2 separate regions of the Homo sapiens genome follow, and region 2 is linked to region 1. Evidence: read pairs that join two places in POLR2A ChIA-PET (ENCODE). Cell type or tissue: PC-9. All regions are shown on one strand.

Evidence for each region. Peaks named below come from ENCODE experiments on the same cell type or tissue, not always from the same donor. Only the 100,000 strongest peaks of a DNase experiment are listed, where the experiment ranks them.
Region 2: POLR2A ChIA-PET joins it to region 1 with 5 read pairs; 1 of 35 experiments calls an interaction of 5 or more read pairs at or near these places.

The regions. Positions count from the first base shown.
Region 1 is chr6:35,022,705-35,030,704 of GRCh38, forward strand. The region is part of intron 11 of ANKS1A (ankyrin repeat and sterile alpha motif domain containing 1A); the gene reads left to right. It also overlaps the pseudogene HSPE1P11. Among named protein-coding and RNA genes, the nearest start is that of TCP11, 110 kb to the right of the region's middle. RefSeq lists an enhancer at 2,038-2,187. In PC-9, a CTCF peak has its summit at 3,201; DNase peaks (open chromatin) are centred at 2,177 and 3,867; H3K27ac peaks cover 3,907 bases.
Region 2 is chr6:35,397,333-35,405,332 of GRCh38, forward strand. All of the region lies in intron 2 of PPARD (peroxisome proliferator activated receptor delta), which reads left to right. Among named protein-coding and RNA genes, the nearest start is that of FANCE, 51 kb to the right of the region's middle. In PC-9, no CTCF peak of the experiment used is centred here; DNase peaks (open chromatin) are centred at 3,619, 4,359 and 5,409; H3K27ac peaks cover 5,602 bases.

The sequences.
Region 1 (8,000 bases):
AAAAATATACAGATAAGGAGTGGGAAATTCACCCACATCCCTCCATGCATACTTAACCTCTGTTAACATTCAATACATATCCAAATTCGGAGTCTTAGTGTATTTACTGATTATAATTTGCTTTTCTTACCTAATAACTGCACGTTGTGGATATCTTACCATGGCAGCATCAATAAGACCTGGATTCAGATCGTCATTCTAAAAAGGCTGAGTATTCTCTTGTATGGCTATATCATAAGGTTGGTTAGTTTGTTGTTGTTGAAACTTCTCCAACCATTAGATACTGCACAGGGCATTTTCCACCTGCCCTTCAGGTCCAGTTCCTACCCTTTTCTATCTGCTTATGTGTCGTGCATTAATAGGCCAAGGGGTTGTTGGATTGGTTTTGTCCCTCTACTGAAAGCCACCACTCCTGGGAGGGACCTTCTCCCAATAGCTGTTCTCTCTGGGTTCTAGTAAACAGTCCTTCCCTTTGACCCTTCTGACCTAAGGCTCCTCACTGTGACTAGCTCCCCTCCCTGCACCTTACCCAAACCTGTGTAAATAATCCCATTACTAAGTTCCTTCAGGTGCACAATTTGTGCCGTCTTTTCCTGCAGGGACCCTGAGTGATACAGCAGTTTTTGGCACTGTTTCTATCAACTCTGAGCAAGCATAGATGGCTGTATGCTGGAGCAGTAAACATGACTCTAGCATGTAAATTGTAAATTAATCTTCATTTGCAAATGAACTGAAAGGCTTAGATATTCAGGGTGCTGGGAAGCAGGAGAAATTCATCATTTAACTGGAAGCACCAGAGCTGTGGCAGTAGAGTCATGGCGGGACCAGCATTTAGAAAGTTTCTTTCACTCTTTGACTGAATATTGGTTGAAAGGAGTGCAGCTGAAACTGTAACCAAAGGAGGCATTATGCCTCCAGGAAAATCTCAGGGAGAAGTATCACAAGCAGCAGTGGTAGCTGTTGGATCAGGCTCTAAAGGAAAGGGTAGAGAGATTCGACCAATTAGCGTGGAAGTTGGAGACAAATTTCTTCTCCCAGAATATAGAGGCACCAAAGTAGTTCTAGGTGACAGGATTATTTCTTATTTAGAGATGGTGACATTCTTGGAAAGAATGCAGACAGAAATAAATCACTATTGAAATGGCATCACGTGAAGCTGCTCCTTCCACTGAAGTCCTAAAATATTTCATAATATAATTTCCATGTCTTTCTTTATAATAAACTAAATTTCTAAATTTTATTTTAAACTTTCTTTATAATAAACTAATGATATATAAAGTAATGGCATCCAGTGTCTCTAAAACTTTGTTTTTCTGCACTGATATAGACATCTCCAAATAAAAATATGTAAATTTAACAAAATTAAAAATCCAAAACTTTAAGCCTTTCCCACTTCCTACTATAAGAAAGAAACCTGTTCTCCCTTCATCAAGCTGGCAGTGTCCTCAGCATCTCAGCTGTGTGTTCCTGCGGCAGAGTCTCCTTTTGGTATGTCTTTATCCTCTGTCTCTTGCACAGTGTGATGTACCCACAGCACACACACACAGCACCAATTAACATCTGAGATAAATACCTTGTAGGAATAACAAAAATGGCTTTCTGGTCATATTGTGGTTTGAATGGATAAAAAGTTTGTGATGACCAGATTAGCCTCTCACCTGCCTTTGAATGGGATTAAAGTTTATGAAAGAGAAAACCACAGAAGGCTGTTTGTCTACTTAGCATAAACATTGGAGTCATTTAAAACTTGGCTAAAGGCTTAAATGATAAATTTGTGTTTTGTAATCAGCTTTCATAAATATTAAATAAGTGGGAGATGGGTGAAGAGCAGGGACATGCTTTGTATGCATTTTGTATAAGATGAGAATAATTTCTGGCACAGGATTTTGGGAATGTCCTGGCTTTGTCTGAAATGGTAGCTGAGGAAACCCTTGGCTCTTGAATCCTTTTCCTGAGAAGTGAAGTGGCAGCAACTGGGAGGGCACCCTTTCAGGCCAAGTCCAGAAGTGGCCTCGCCACCTCGCCCTTTCCAGCTCTTTCTCATTAGAGGCATGATGTCATCAAGAGACAAGCTGATTGGTTCAACTCCATAGAGGCTTTGGCTGCTTTTAACCCTTGGGGGTTAGGTGTGCAAAAAGAAGAATGTAAAATAAGGAGATTTGCATTTCCACTGATGATGACTAAATTTCCCACGCCATATTCTGCAATGTGCATTGTTCCTCTTTATGTAAACAAGCATGCTGTGTAGTCTTTTGTGCTGAGCAAAGCCCTCCCGCCCTGAACAAGAATGTGACACTCCTACCTCTGGGGAAAGATTAGGACCTGGAGTGTCTATTTAAGTTGTTTCCAAGTATACAGAGTAGTCACAACTGTTATCCTAGATGAAACACCCTTTATATTTCCATTGGCTTTAGGTGGTCTGGTAATATTGAGGTAATTTGTTCATATTTTTAAAATAATCTCATTTATTTTATAGGCAGCCCTAAATAAACAGTTTTGGCCTTTCTATCAAAGTGATTTTTGTTAGCCTAGATTATATATGTGTATACACACACACACACACACACGCATATATGTATGCGATGTGTGTGTGTGTGTGTATTTATGTATGTTTATATGCATTTCCATGGCCTTGATGCTAACAGGAGAAACTCCACGGTGTTGTGAATGAGCGGGAGTTAGTCCTGGCTCTGCAATTGACTGGTGATGAGAAAACTGGTGTGTTCAGCACCTCTCTCTCCCGCTTGCTGGTCCCTTGCTGCCATCACGTCTCTAACTGGACAGGTGCTGGAAAGCGGGGTTGGGGGAGTGGGGGAATGCACCCTCCCTGCTGCTGCCACTTCACTTCCCACCGATGCATTTCCCCATTGCTGCTGTCCCTATCTGTTACTCATCTGTTTCCCTCTTTCTTTTTGCCTTTGCTCTTTCTCCCCTTTTCTTCTATGCTTTTTTGTCTTTTTTTCTTCCTCCCTACTTTTCTCATTCATTTTTCCTTTTCATTCTTATTTTTACAGGTGGAGTTAAGGATAGGCTTCTCTTCTAGCCTCTCAGCCCTCTGTACCAGAGGGATTTTGCTTTTATTTTTTCTTTTTAACATTTTTTCCAGGGTTGACCCACATTTCTATTCTGCACCAGCATTTCTGCCACTCGTGGTATCCGCAGGCCACCACACCCACCGCCAGCCCCAGTCCCCCACTAAACAGCCTGGTTCCCTTTAGCTGCAGCAAGAGGGCACCATCAAGCACCAGGGAGGGAGCTGGGGTATTTGCAAAATCACCAGCAAAAGGAGAATTTTCCTTTTCTCCCTTTTTTGTTATGTTACAAACTGAAAGCTTGGGTGACAATGAATGTAGGTGACTATAGATGAGAGGAATTTGACCTTTATTCCAGTCCATACAAATGCTGAGAATCAGAGAAGGAAACATTTTCTGGGATATTCTTTTTATACTTTGGTTCTGGTTTTGTATCTTGTTTTTCTAGTAAAGTATCAGTAGGATACAGAGTGCGTGATTTTGTATGACTTTGGGAATAATAGTTCATTTTATATTATTCTAAGCAATTGTGTCTAAGAACAAGTAGAGGTATTTTACATAATCAGTAATAGTATAAAATTGAAGTATATTTGTATTACAGTTACACGTTCAGCTAATTTGTTGAGCACCTGCTCTGTTCCAGGTAGGCTGTAAGTGCTGGGGATACAGCAATGAACAAAACAGACAAATCCTCTTGCCCTCATGGAGCTGGCTTTCTAGAAAGCTAGAGGGGAATGAGAATTTAAAAAGAATGAATAGGTAAAAATCGTAGTATGTAGTTGATGATGGGAGTGGTTATGAGAACAATACAGCCAAGAACAGGATTAGAGGGTGCGGTGGGAGGATTGCTGCCGTTAGGTGAGTCAGCCAAGGAAGGCCCCTTTGAGGAGGACGTGAAGGAGCAAGCTGTGCATGCTTGGGGTGGGGAGGGAGAAGCATGAGTGGTTATTGGGCTACTTTCTCTTAATTAATTTCTCCTGTAAGAGAAATTTAAAATCCTACCCTACACTTAATATTGTCTTACAAATATACCTTATAACTTGACTTTTACTTTTAACTTCCTTTTTCTTTAGTCATGATTGCTACCTGTTGCCTTTCTCATCTTGGTTTTTTTCCTTGATTTCTTTATTTTAAGCTGTTGGGTGCATGCTTTTAAACATGCACATACCCACATTTTTAAAAAGCTATTGAACTAGAATGAAATCATAATTTCTCAAACTTGATCATTGTTCTTGTTGTCATCCTAGGCAAGGATGTTGGGTGAGTTCTGGCAGAGGGGCTGGGTTATAGGTCATTGTCTTAGGAAATGCCTTTCCATAAGCTCATTGCATACTCAAGGCAGAAATAAAATCTGAAAACCAGGATCACGAAGCAAAGGGAAGAGAATTCAAAATTACTAAGACCAGAAGATGGCCAGAAATCTCAGAAATGGGAGATCCAGTGAGGGAGGCCAACTGATTGGGTGTTCATGGAGGCAGGGAAGGTGAGTTGAGGGTATGCCACCACCACTTGGAACACAGAAATGGTGCTGATGTCCTAAAAGAGCACTCACCACAAATAATTTGCCCTGATGAATCTTAAATACATCCTCTCAGGAGCCAGGCCCATAGGTAATTACAACCAGTAAGAGAGGGAGATGCTGGTGGCCTCAGACATTCTCTGATCCTGGGTGGACTTAGGGGACATCAGGGTAGAGGGAGCTTCTTAGAGACCAGATATGAAGGTGGTCTGTGTGTATGCATGCACGCATGTGTGTGTATATATCCCAGAGAAGTTTAATTTGTTTAGAGATATGCTGTGTGGTCAGAGTGGCAGCCAGATGGTGGGGGATAGGCTTTTTATTATGTAAGACTCTGAGAAAACAATTAATCTGGACCTCATTTGCACTTCCTTTGAAATGTGTGACCCTCAGAAACAACACAGGGTCTTTTCCTGACCCCAGTGTTATGCCAGCATCCTCAAAGATGTGCTCTCTGATCTCAGCTCTGTGAGATGAGATCAGATCATGGACGACTACCCTCCCTGCCTAGGGCTCCTTTATCCTGCTTTCTTCTCCATAGATGTTCCCTTTTGATGCTACCAGGTGAGTAGCCAGTGGGTAAGAAGAATGTCTGTGGCCTGTAGCTGCTGGGCAGGGCCAAGATGCTGAGCGAATCTTTCCCAGGTATCCTACTCTTGCTCACAAGCTCTAATGACCCAGTCTCTGGCGCCACAGGGCCCACCTGTCCATAACTCAAGGCAGCCTGTTTTATTTGCCTGGACAGGTGGAAAACTGCCTAAGCTCACTAGGTGCCTACAAATGACAATTTATCTGGCAGTCTGTTCTTGGCTGTCCTGATTTAAACAGGCAAGAAGCCATTGTAAACTCAGCTGAAATGTTGTGGTTTGTGTAAATGTTCTGGTTCCTTTCCTTTCCACTTTGGATCTAGTTATTTTCAACAGAACTTCCCCCAAAAGCATGGAAGAGCCTTATATCCATTATGCAGTGGGCATACAGTCCTGGTTTTGCAGCTTGGGCCCTCTGTACTGGGCCAAAGGACAGTGAAGAGTGCCGTGGAACTTGGGTGCAGTGGCAGAGGACTGGCATCCCATCTTCACACTGTACTTCAAGGGTGGAGATCTCCCAGCCTCAAGGTCATAGGCTGTTTCTGTGTCCTTGGAGGGAATATATAGCTTAACCTCCATATCTAACTGTATGTAGAAATCTAGGCAAAGCTAACCCTAGAAATGGAATGTTTATACCTTAGGGATTTTGTATTTTTAAAATTATAATACCTGAATCTAGGTGAAATTTTAAAGGTACCAAAGACTATATAGTGAAAAATAAGTCTTCCAGATTTTCAGTTCTTCTCCCTGGTGTTTTGAATATCCTTCCAGAAATATTCTCTGCATGTAGAAGCATTTCTGACATGTTAAGCATTTTTCTTTTTAAAAGACAAAATGGTGCTGTCTCATGTGTACTGCTCTGAACCTTGCTTTTTTCATGTAATAGTAATTTTTTGAAAATCATTCTAATTGAGTACATGAAGTTTTCTTTTTTATTGTTCATAATATTCCATGGTGTGCATATACTATCATTTATTTTTGTTTCTTGTAGGTGGACATTCTACATGTTACCAAGCTTTTACTGATTAAAGCATTGCTGCAATGCAAATCCTTGTACAGAGTCATTGTAAGATGTTTCTAGAAACTGAACAGCTGTGTGAAAGAGTTTGTGCGTGTTAAATTTACTTTCCTACCCACAACATGTAAACACCTTATCAACATGAGGGTGGTCAGCCTTTTAGTCTCTTTTTGGTTAACAGATTGGTAATGTTATCTTATCTTGGGTTAGTTTTAAAGTGTGTTTCTTATTATGAGTGACATTGGCATCTCTTTATATGTTTACAAAACACTACTTTCTATATTCCTTTTCTCTTTTTTTTTTAAACGTTGTTATTGAATTGATCTCTTTGTTACTAATTTGTAGAAGCTCTTTGTATTTGAGAAAAATTAGCCCTTTATCTATGATATGATTTGTCTTTTGGCCTTGTGGTATTTTTATGTTTTTTTTAACATGTGGAAATTTAGAATTTTTATGTAGTTGAATCTATCAATCTTGAATGACTTCTGCTTTTTTTTTTTTTTTTTTTGAGACAGTCTTGCTCTGTCACCCCGGCTGGAGTGCAGTGGCACAAACTTGGTTCACTGCAACCTCCATCTCCTGGGTTCAAGCTGTTCTCCTGCCTCAGCCTCCTGAGTAGCTGGGATTACAGGCACCTGCCACCACGCCCAGCTAATCTTTGTATTTTTAGTAGAGACGAGGTTTCACCATATTAGGCCAGGCTGGTCTGGAACTCCTGACCTCAGGTGATCCACCCACCTGGGCCTCCCAAATTGCTGGGATTACAGGCGTGAGCCACGGCGCCCAGTCGACTTCTGCATTTTGTATCCCAGTTAAGAAGACTTTCCTTACTCTAAGATTACAAATATATGTATATTATTTGTATATATACATTATATATATTATTACATATACATATATAATTACATATATAATATATACTTATATGTAATATACAAATATATATTATTTGATTACAAATCTATTTTTTATATATATATAGTTACATATTCTATATATATACACACACACAAACACATAATTTCCTCCTGATATTTTATGGTTTCATTTTTCAGGTATAAATCTTTGTTTCTTCGGAATTCATTTTGCTATGAGGAGTGCTAGACATCCTGTTGATTTTTAGCAACAATTTGATCTAGCCCACTATTTGATTCACTTTTCCTGGTGATGAAACTAAAGCTTTGAGAGCTGAAATGACTTGCCTACGGTCTTAGGGTTGATAAATGTGGGAAACCAGTTGGAACTACATCTTCTAAGGATTGTATTTAGAATATAGGTGAGCTAAACCTTTATTTCAGCATTAATTAGCAGTTACTTTTCATTTCCTCTTGTTTCAACCCAAATTATTGCAGCTTTATCTTACTTTTTCCCTCTAACTGCAGACAAAAATATTGGTCTTTGTGTATGAAGGAAAGCAACTTACGAAAGGAGTCTCCTGGGAGAAGCATGTGTTTCCTTTTTTACCGTAATATTAAGACTCAAAGCATTTCTTCCCTTTACTGCTCTCTAAGATGGGGGGCTGTTAGGTTTTTCTTTTGTGACTTGAAAAGTGAGGTGATGATTTCTGGCAAATTCTAAAATTTGGAATTTGGAAGGAATCCTAGTTACCATGTAGTCCAGCTCCCTTATGAACAAAGTCACTTCTGTGTTGTCTAAAAGTGACCTTCTTTACTACCGTACTTGACTGGTTTAAAAATAATAATAGTAACTAACTAAATAAATAAAAATGATCTTCCAACTTTTGCTTGTAAACCACAAGTAACCCCCTCTACCATCCACCGTTACGTCTATGAAATAATGAAAAATCCTTTCTCATATCCAGCTAAAATCTGTGACTTCCACCC
Region 2 (8,000 bases), 370 kb after region 1:
CCCCCTCCCGCAACCACCACCACCACAGAACCACCAACCCCAACGTCACTTGGCAGATTAGCAAAAGAACTAGCCAGACGCTGCTAGGCCCCTCAGGCTTCTAGATTCGCTCTCCACCACATTTCTACCAATTTATGCTCATCTTGATAAGCTCCTCCTTTGAAGGGTCTGGAATGGTCTGGAGTGGTCTGGAAAGCAGGGTCAGATACCCCTGGAAAACTGAAGCCCGTGGAGCAGTGATCTCTACAGGACTGCTTCAAGGTGCGTGGTGAACAGACGTCTTTTTGCAATTATGCCAGTTGCTCCTCTGATACTTGAGGGTTATGTGAATCTAACAACAGACAAAAATCTCTGCCTCCTGGGGCTTATATTCTTTGGGAAGAGACAAGCACTAAACAAATAAGGAAATATATATACACTCTGCCAGATAGCCATAAGACGGATGGAGAAAGTTGAAGCAGGGAAGGGAGATGGAAGTACCTGAGGGTGGACTACGCATATTTGAAATAGGGAAGCCAGGGAAGACCTCACTGAGATGGCCACATTTGAGAAAGGACCTGAAGAAGGTGAGGCAGTGAGCTGTGGAGGTGGGTAACTGGGGAGGGGGAAGAACTTTAGCTAGAGAGAAAAGCCGCTGCAAAGGCCCACTGAAGGCAGGATATGCCTGCTGTGTCGAGACCAGCAGGAGGCCGTGTGCCTGGTACTTAATATACCAGAAGGAGTGGAGCAGGCAGGGGTACCAGTTCCAGAAGGACTTGCTGGCAGGTATTAAGATGGGCTTTTTCTCTGTGATAGGAAGCTCCAGGAAGGATTTGATCACAGGAGGGACAGAATCTGAATTGTATTTTAGAAGGATCACTTTGACTGCTGTACAGAGAGTGGGTGGTGAGGTGGGAGGCAGAAGCCAGAAAGCCAGTTAGGAGGCTGTTAAGTAATCCAGGCAGGAGATGGTGTTGGCTGGGACCAGGGTCATAGCAGTAGAGGTGGTGAGAAGTAATTAGATTCCGTATATTTATTAAAGGCAAAGCCAGCAAGATTCCTTGACTCTAACTTAAAGGTTGGAGTTGTCATTTACTGAGATGAGAGAGACCATGGGGGGAAGGTAAAGGGCTCGGTTTTGGATGTGTTAGGCTTGTGCTGCCATTGGACATCCGTGTGGAGGTGTCAGAGAAGCTGGCCTGGAGAAATAAATTGGGGAATCATCAGCATACTGAAGGCATTGGAAGGCACAAGCTGGCATAAGATCAGAAAGAGATGGAGCGTAGATGGAGAATGAAAGAGACCTTTAGAGATTAGGAAGAAAATTACTGACTGAGACCAACAAAGTAGATTGATACGGAGCAGCCAGTGATATCAGAGCAAAACCTGGGAGGAAGCCAAATGAAGAGAAGGCGTAGAGGAGGAGGGATCGAGCAGTCATATCACTATCACATGCTATCGTGGGTCAAGTAAAATAAAGATCATAAGTGTTACCGAAAGTTTCAAAGTACAGTGACATTGGCCAGGCGCGGTGGCTTATGTCTGTAATCCCAGCACTTTGGGAGGCCAAGGTGGGTGGATCACTTGAGGTTATGAGTTCAAGATCAGCCTGGCCCACATGGTGAAACCCTGACTCTACCAAAAAATATAAAAATTAGCCGGGCGTGGTGACGCATGTCTGTAGTCCCAGCTATGGGAGTCTGAGGTGGGAGAATTGCTTGAATCCAGGAGGCAGAAGTTGCAGTGAGCTGAGATCGAGCCATTGCACTCCAGCCTGGGCAACAGTGAGACCCTGTCCCCCAAAAAAAAGGCCGGGCGTAGTGGCTCATGCCTGTAATCCCAGCACTTTGGGAGGCCGAGGTAGGCGGATAACTTGAGGTGGGTTCAAGACTAGCCTGGCCAACGTGGTGAAACTCCATCTCTACTAAAAATACAAAAATTAGCTGGGTGTGGTGGCAGGTGCCTGTAATCCCAGCTACTCTGGAGGCTGAGACAGGAGAATCACTTGAACCGGGGAGGCAGAGTTTGCACTGAGCTGAGATCGTGCCACTATACTCCAGCCTGGACGACAAAGTGAGACTCTGTCTCAAAAAAAAAAAAAAAAAAAACAAAGGCTGGGTGCAGTGGCTCATGCCTGTAATTCCAACACTTTGAGATGCCAAGGCGGGAGGATCACTTGTGATCCGGGAGGAGTTCAGTTCAAGACCAGCCTGGCCAACATGGTGAAAACCCATCTCTACTAAAAATACAAAAATTAGTTGGGTGTGGTGGCATGAATCTGTAGTCCCAGCTACTCTGGAGGCTGAAGTAGGAGGATCACTTGAGCCTAGGAGGTGGTTCAGTGAACTGAGGTCACACCTGCACCCCAGCCTAGTGACAGAGCAAGACTCTGTCTCAAAAAAATCACCTACCACCCTCTTCATACAGGGGAACTTTCTTCTATTCTTTTTCTAGTCATTTTCATGAGAATCATGATCTTTATGTAAATTCGTATTGTATTTTTCACTTATGTTATTAAATATTCTATGAAAACATGAGTTTAATGACTAGGTAATACTCAGTTGTCTGGGTGTGCCCTAATATATTTAACCATTCCTCTATTATTGGGCATTGGGCCATTTCTGATTTTTTGTTATTATAAATAACATTGCAGTGAACAGCTCAGTGTTTTCCTATAAGGGGAAGTATAGGGTCAAAGAACGTGAACGCTTTTAGGTGAGACTTGAACTTGAGATCCCTGGGTTCTCCTGGACAGACCGACCAATCACAGCTTAACTGTGGGATTTTTCCATGTCTCCTCTCTCCCTGGGAAGGTTGAGAAGTCTCTCTGCCCTGCAGATCCCTATTCCTGCCTCCCCGCTGCAATTGCACGTCCCATTTCTCCTGGGCCAGTCAGAGTTTCATTGCCTCTCATGGGGCCTGCTGGCCACCCACTCAGTGGCTGCCCTTCTCCTTACCACCAGCCTTCGTCCCCTCACCTAGAGCATTCACAGGCGAGCAAGAGCCAGTCAGAGCTTCCCTCAGAGTAGGGGGTGTAGTGATAAATGAAATAGCCCTGCCTTCACTCATCTCACTGGGTCGATTAAGTGATGTGTGATGTACCTGAAAGCACTTCAGGAACTTAAGAGTCTCATGCTCTACCAACTGAGCTAGCCAGGTGCCCTTAAAGGGCTGTCCTAGTCTTAATTGTTTGTAAAGAAATAGGTAGCTGGGCATGGTGGCTCACACCTGTAATCTCAGCACTTTGGGAGGCTGAGGCGGGTGGATAACCTGAGCCCAGGAGTTCGAGACCAGCCTGGGCAACATGGCAAAACCCCGTCTCTACAAAAAATACAAAAATTTGCCAGGCGTGGTGGTGCACACCTGTGGTCCCAGCTACTCAGGAGGCTGAAGTGGGAGAATCACCTGATCCTAGGAAATCGAGGCTGCAGTGAGCTGTGATTGTGCCACTGCACTCTAGCCTGGGTGACAGGGAGATCTTGTCTTAAAAAAAAAAAAAGAAAAGAAAAAGGTATAAGTGGTGGTGTCCACATTGTAACCACAGAGCCCCTAAAGCAGGGCTGTTGACCTATGGTTGGCATCCTGGTCACAAGAGCTCTGTGTCAGATGTGTGAGGGGCTTGGGTGTAGTTGTCAAGCCTGGGAATGTGGCTGTTAGTATCGATTGGCCTCATGCCAAGCAGTGCCAAGCGCCACGTCTGCTCCCCAGATACCTGTGTTTGTATGTGTGTGTCATAGTCGGGAATCACTGAGACCAGGACCTCTGGGAGGCTGAACCCTGGGAGGGCAGAGCAGGAACAGGCCTTGGAGATGATCTAATTCTGACATTTTACTCAGTGAGGACACAGGTGGGGCAGCCAGAGAGGTACTCAGCTCTGAGTCAGGGCCCCATCCCTCAACTCCTCAGCCTGAGTCTTCCCAGGAACACAACAGGCAGCTGCTTCCCAGACCTTGCAGGGCTCCAGGTGGCCTTCCCCTCCTGCCGACTCCCTTGCCAGGTTTGCTGTAACTATTGCTCCTCCGAGCCTGGCTGAAATCATCTTCAGTCTGTTATCACCTTCAGTCTGTTCTCATCTTCAGTCTGTTCTCCACAGCAGCCTGAAAAGTCTTTGTAAAAATGCAGCTCTGTTCCTCCCCATCCTCTTCATAACCCCCTTGGCTCTCTGCTCCTCCCAGAATAAATACCCACATCCTCAGCTTACCCTTCAAGACGCTGAGTGACCTCTAGCCACAGCCCTTCTCTCTACCCACAGACAGCCCAGGTCCTCATTCCTTGGGCCTTTTCACATCACTGTTCCCATCACCCTGGAATCCCACTCAGCCTGCCTGGGCCAGAGGCTACGTAAGGTCCTCAGGAAAGCGTCTCCTGGCCACTCGCACCTGACTCATGTGCTCTGAGTGCCACACCTTGCTTGGCATTTGTCCTTCATAGCCCTGGTCATTGCTGGCTAATGTAGCCTGGCACATGGTGGTAGGTACTTGACAAATATTTGTTGAACAAGTGAATGAAACCAGCTGGCAGGGACCAGAAGGGCAGAGGGGCAGGGACAGTGTCCACAACCATAGCCCCTGTGGTCTTAGCTGAGAAGGGCTCTGGCTCGGTCTCTGGTGAGTCTCTCTGCTGGCCGGCAGAACCACCCTACCCTGGAAGCCCTCTCCATGTAGTGTGAGGGGTCTCAGGCCCATTCAGGCTTCAGTAGGAGAGATCTGGGTCTCTTCTGGGACCTGAGCAGGCCTTTCCTTTACCTCGTTGGCATCTCTCAGCATTTTATTTGGTTTTAAAAATGTCTCCCCCTTCCCCCGACCAACCCCAGATTATAAAGGTATCCCACGCTCACTGTGAAGAAATTGGATAACATAGGAAAATATAATTAAGAAAATCGAAATCACCTACAGCTCCACCCCTCAGAGAAAAGTACCCTTAACATTTGTGGCCATGTCTTTTCAGTTTTGTTTTTATGCATGTGTATGTGCTTTGACATTGCTGAGCTTCTCTTTGTGAAAACCACAGATTTTTCGCAGTCTTCAGTGGCTGCGGTCAGAGGTGGTCAGCACGTTAGTGCTCCCAGTGGAGAGGTGATGCAGGGATCTGGGTGCCCCTTTCTCCCTACTGCAGGTGGGTGGGTGGGCACACCCAAGGCCCCCTTCTGTGGCAGCTTTCCTATCCCTGGTGAAGAGTACCCTCCTGTCTCTGGTCTCTTCTCCAGGACATTCTCCAGCCCTGGAGGCTGTTCCTAGGGGGCTGCCTCTTGGGGCAATGGGAAGAATTGTGGAATGCGTGGGTGGCCTCCTGGCTGTCTTTTCTCTGGTTCCAGCACTCTCTGAACAAAACCAGCCCCAGGCCACTCCTGGGGATTGGCCTCAGGTGACTCTCTGGGCTGACTCTGGCCAGCTAGAAGGCCACCCGGGCTTCTCCTGTGTCCTTAAGAGGGTGGGGTGACCTGGATTGGCAAATAGTAAGCAGAGAACACGGCAGAGTTGCTGGCCTAGAAAACCAGGTCACTAGGTCAGCACTTGGATTAATGATTGATAAGAAAGGTTGGGAGAGAATCAGCCAGACCCATTCTCCCATGACATCCCTCACTTCTGATCCCAAAAGCACCTGCCACGGAGACGGGGCAACCTCTGTCTTGTATCCAGAGGCTGCCCCTTATTCCGTTGCAGTATGGGAGGAAGGAGGTGACAGCAACTGGGTCACCTGCATGTGGGGCGAGAAGGGGAGGAAGGTTTAGGCCCTTCTCCCTGAAAAAAGAAGCATGTGCCCAGAGTAGGGGGCTCCCTGCCGGTTCTCTCCCCACAATTGATGGTGAGGCAGGGAACTGGGAAGTTCTGTCTGTGGAGGTCCCTTGGGTTTCAGCAGGCTAGCACATTTCTAGGACTGGAATATCACCATACAATCCCTTAACACAAGCCATGGGTGATAATAATAGCAGCAGCCACTGTGGTCCTTATTTGTAGGACCCTTACTATCTACCTGGCACTGTTAAGCAGTTACTGCATCGTTATTTATTCCACACAGCAGCCTCTCAGGTTAGGTGGTAGTATTCCAGTTTTAATGTCTTCCCCAAGTCATAGGATGGGAGGGATGAGCCAGGGTGTGAACCCAGGCCTGACTGAAGCCGGTGGAATTCACTTCTTTGGAGTATTGCATCTCGATGGCAGTAATATATGAAAACTGATACAGTGGCAAGTGCTACAACTCAGAATAGTGTGGCTAAGGCTCATGTTTTTAGTATATTTATTCATCCAGCAAACGTATGTTGAGGACCCACTAAATGCCAGGCACCGTGCCAGGTGCTGGGACCTACCTCAGTAAGATACAGGGCATTCTCTGGGAAACTGATAACATGGTGAGGCCAGAGCAGTTAGCAGACATTGCAGTTTGGTGTAGTGATTGCAGATCTGGAGGGCCCGGGTCAGGGTTGTGGTGAGAAGGAACAGAATGGAGCTAGTCCAGGAGAGCTTCCCGGAAGAGGAGGTGCAGACAGGTCGCGAAGGAGAGAAGGTTTTAGCTAGTGGAGGGGATGGCATTCAAGGCAGGTGCCAGTTCAAGCCTCCATGCTCAGGGAGTGATGTGGGATCATGAGGCACATAGGCAGGCAGAGCAGGAGGATAGGCCTGGAGAGGGAGGCAGGGACGAGAGCCTGTGGCTGTCTTCAGCACACAGGAGTCATTTTCTGGCAGTAATGTCCAGAAGGGCTTTGACCAAGGTGTTCTTGACAGAAACAGCTGGGGACTGGCAGCCAGACAGAGGATTCAGAGGTGATGGCTCCAGACTGAGACTAAGGAGCCCCAGCTGGGCAAGGACATGCCAGCTCCTGGTCCAGTCTTACCCAGCACCATATATGAGGCACACAGTAGAGTGGCTAAGACTTGAGCCAACCTGCCTTGACTCAAATCCTGCTTCTCTAGTTACTGTGTGACCTTGAGCCAATTACTTTGCCTCTCTGTGCCATAATTTCCACGTCAGTTAAATGGAGATGATAATAGTACCTGCCTCTTAGGGTTGTTGTGAGGATTACATTTGCCAACATACACAGAGCATGGTGTGTAATAAGTCCTTGGAGAAGGGAAGCTAGTACTATTGTGATGGAGGTGGTGATCCAGCTTAGGCTCTGGTACAGTAAGAAGGTCCATCAGGCTGTACCATGTGGCAGATGGAGCCCATGGAGGATGGAGGCCCCTGGCACACTGACTGTCCCCACTCATCCCCTGGGTAGGGCAGAAGTGTTCCCACACCGTACAGCCTGCCAGTGGGCATCAGGGAAACACCTGAGTCACCACGAGGAGTACGAGGCACTTGGGGGTTGCCCAGCTGACCAGGAGCACAGAGGGCTGCCCTGAAAGTGAGCCCCTCCCTACTCCTAGCAGAGACGGGGAAGGGAGACAACTGGACTTGGTGGGAAGGACTGGGCCCCAGGTGGCTTAGTTGCTCTGGCCCCAGACCAGGTCTCTCTAGAGCTCTGGGCCATTTGGGTTAAGCTTCTAACTACCACTGCCCATGAAATTCACCTGCCAATGGGCAATGGATGGAGTCATGCCCCTCCCTGCACCTAAGTTCTCTGAAGGGCTGAGTTTCTTCTTGGGGCCAGACAGTGGGTATTGGAATGGGAGCATGGGGGCTGCATGTGCACTGCAGGCTTTGTGTGTGTGTGTGTGTGTGTGTGTGTGTGTGTGTGTGTGTGTGTGTACACACATACATATATGTCAGAATTGGAATAGTCCAGGGGTTTGTTTTGCAAGAAATCCTTTTATTTTTATTTTTTGAGATGGAGTCTTGCTCTGTTGCCAGGCTAGAGTGCAGTGGTGTGATTTTGGCTCACTGCAACCTCTGTCTCCCTAGTTCAAGCGATTCTCTTGCCTCAGCCTCCCAGGTAGCTGGGATTACAGGTGCGTGCCACCACACCCGGATAACCAGGGGTTTTGCCATGTTGGCCAGGGTAGTCTTGAACTCCTGACCTCAGGTGATCTGCCTGCCTCAGCCTCCCAAAGTGCTGGGATTATAGGTGTGAGCCCCCTTGC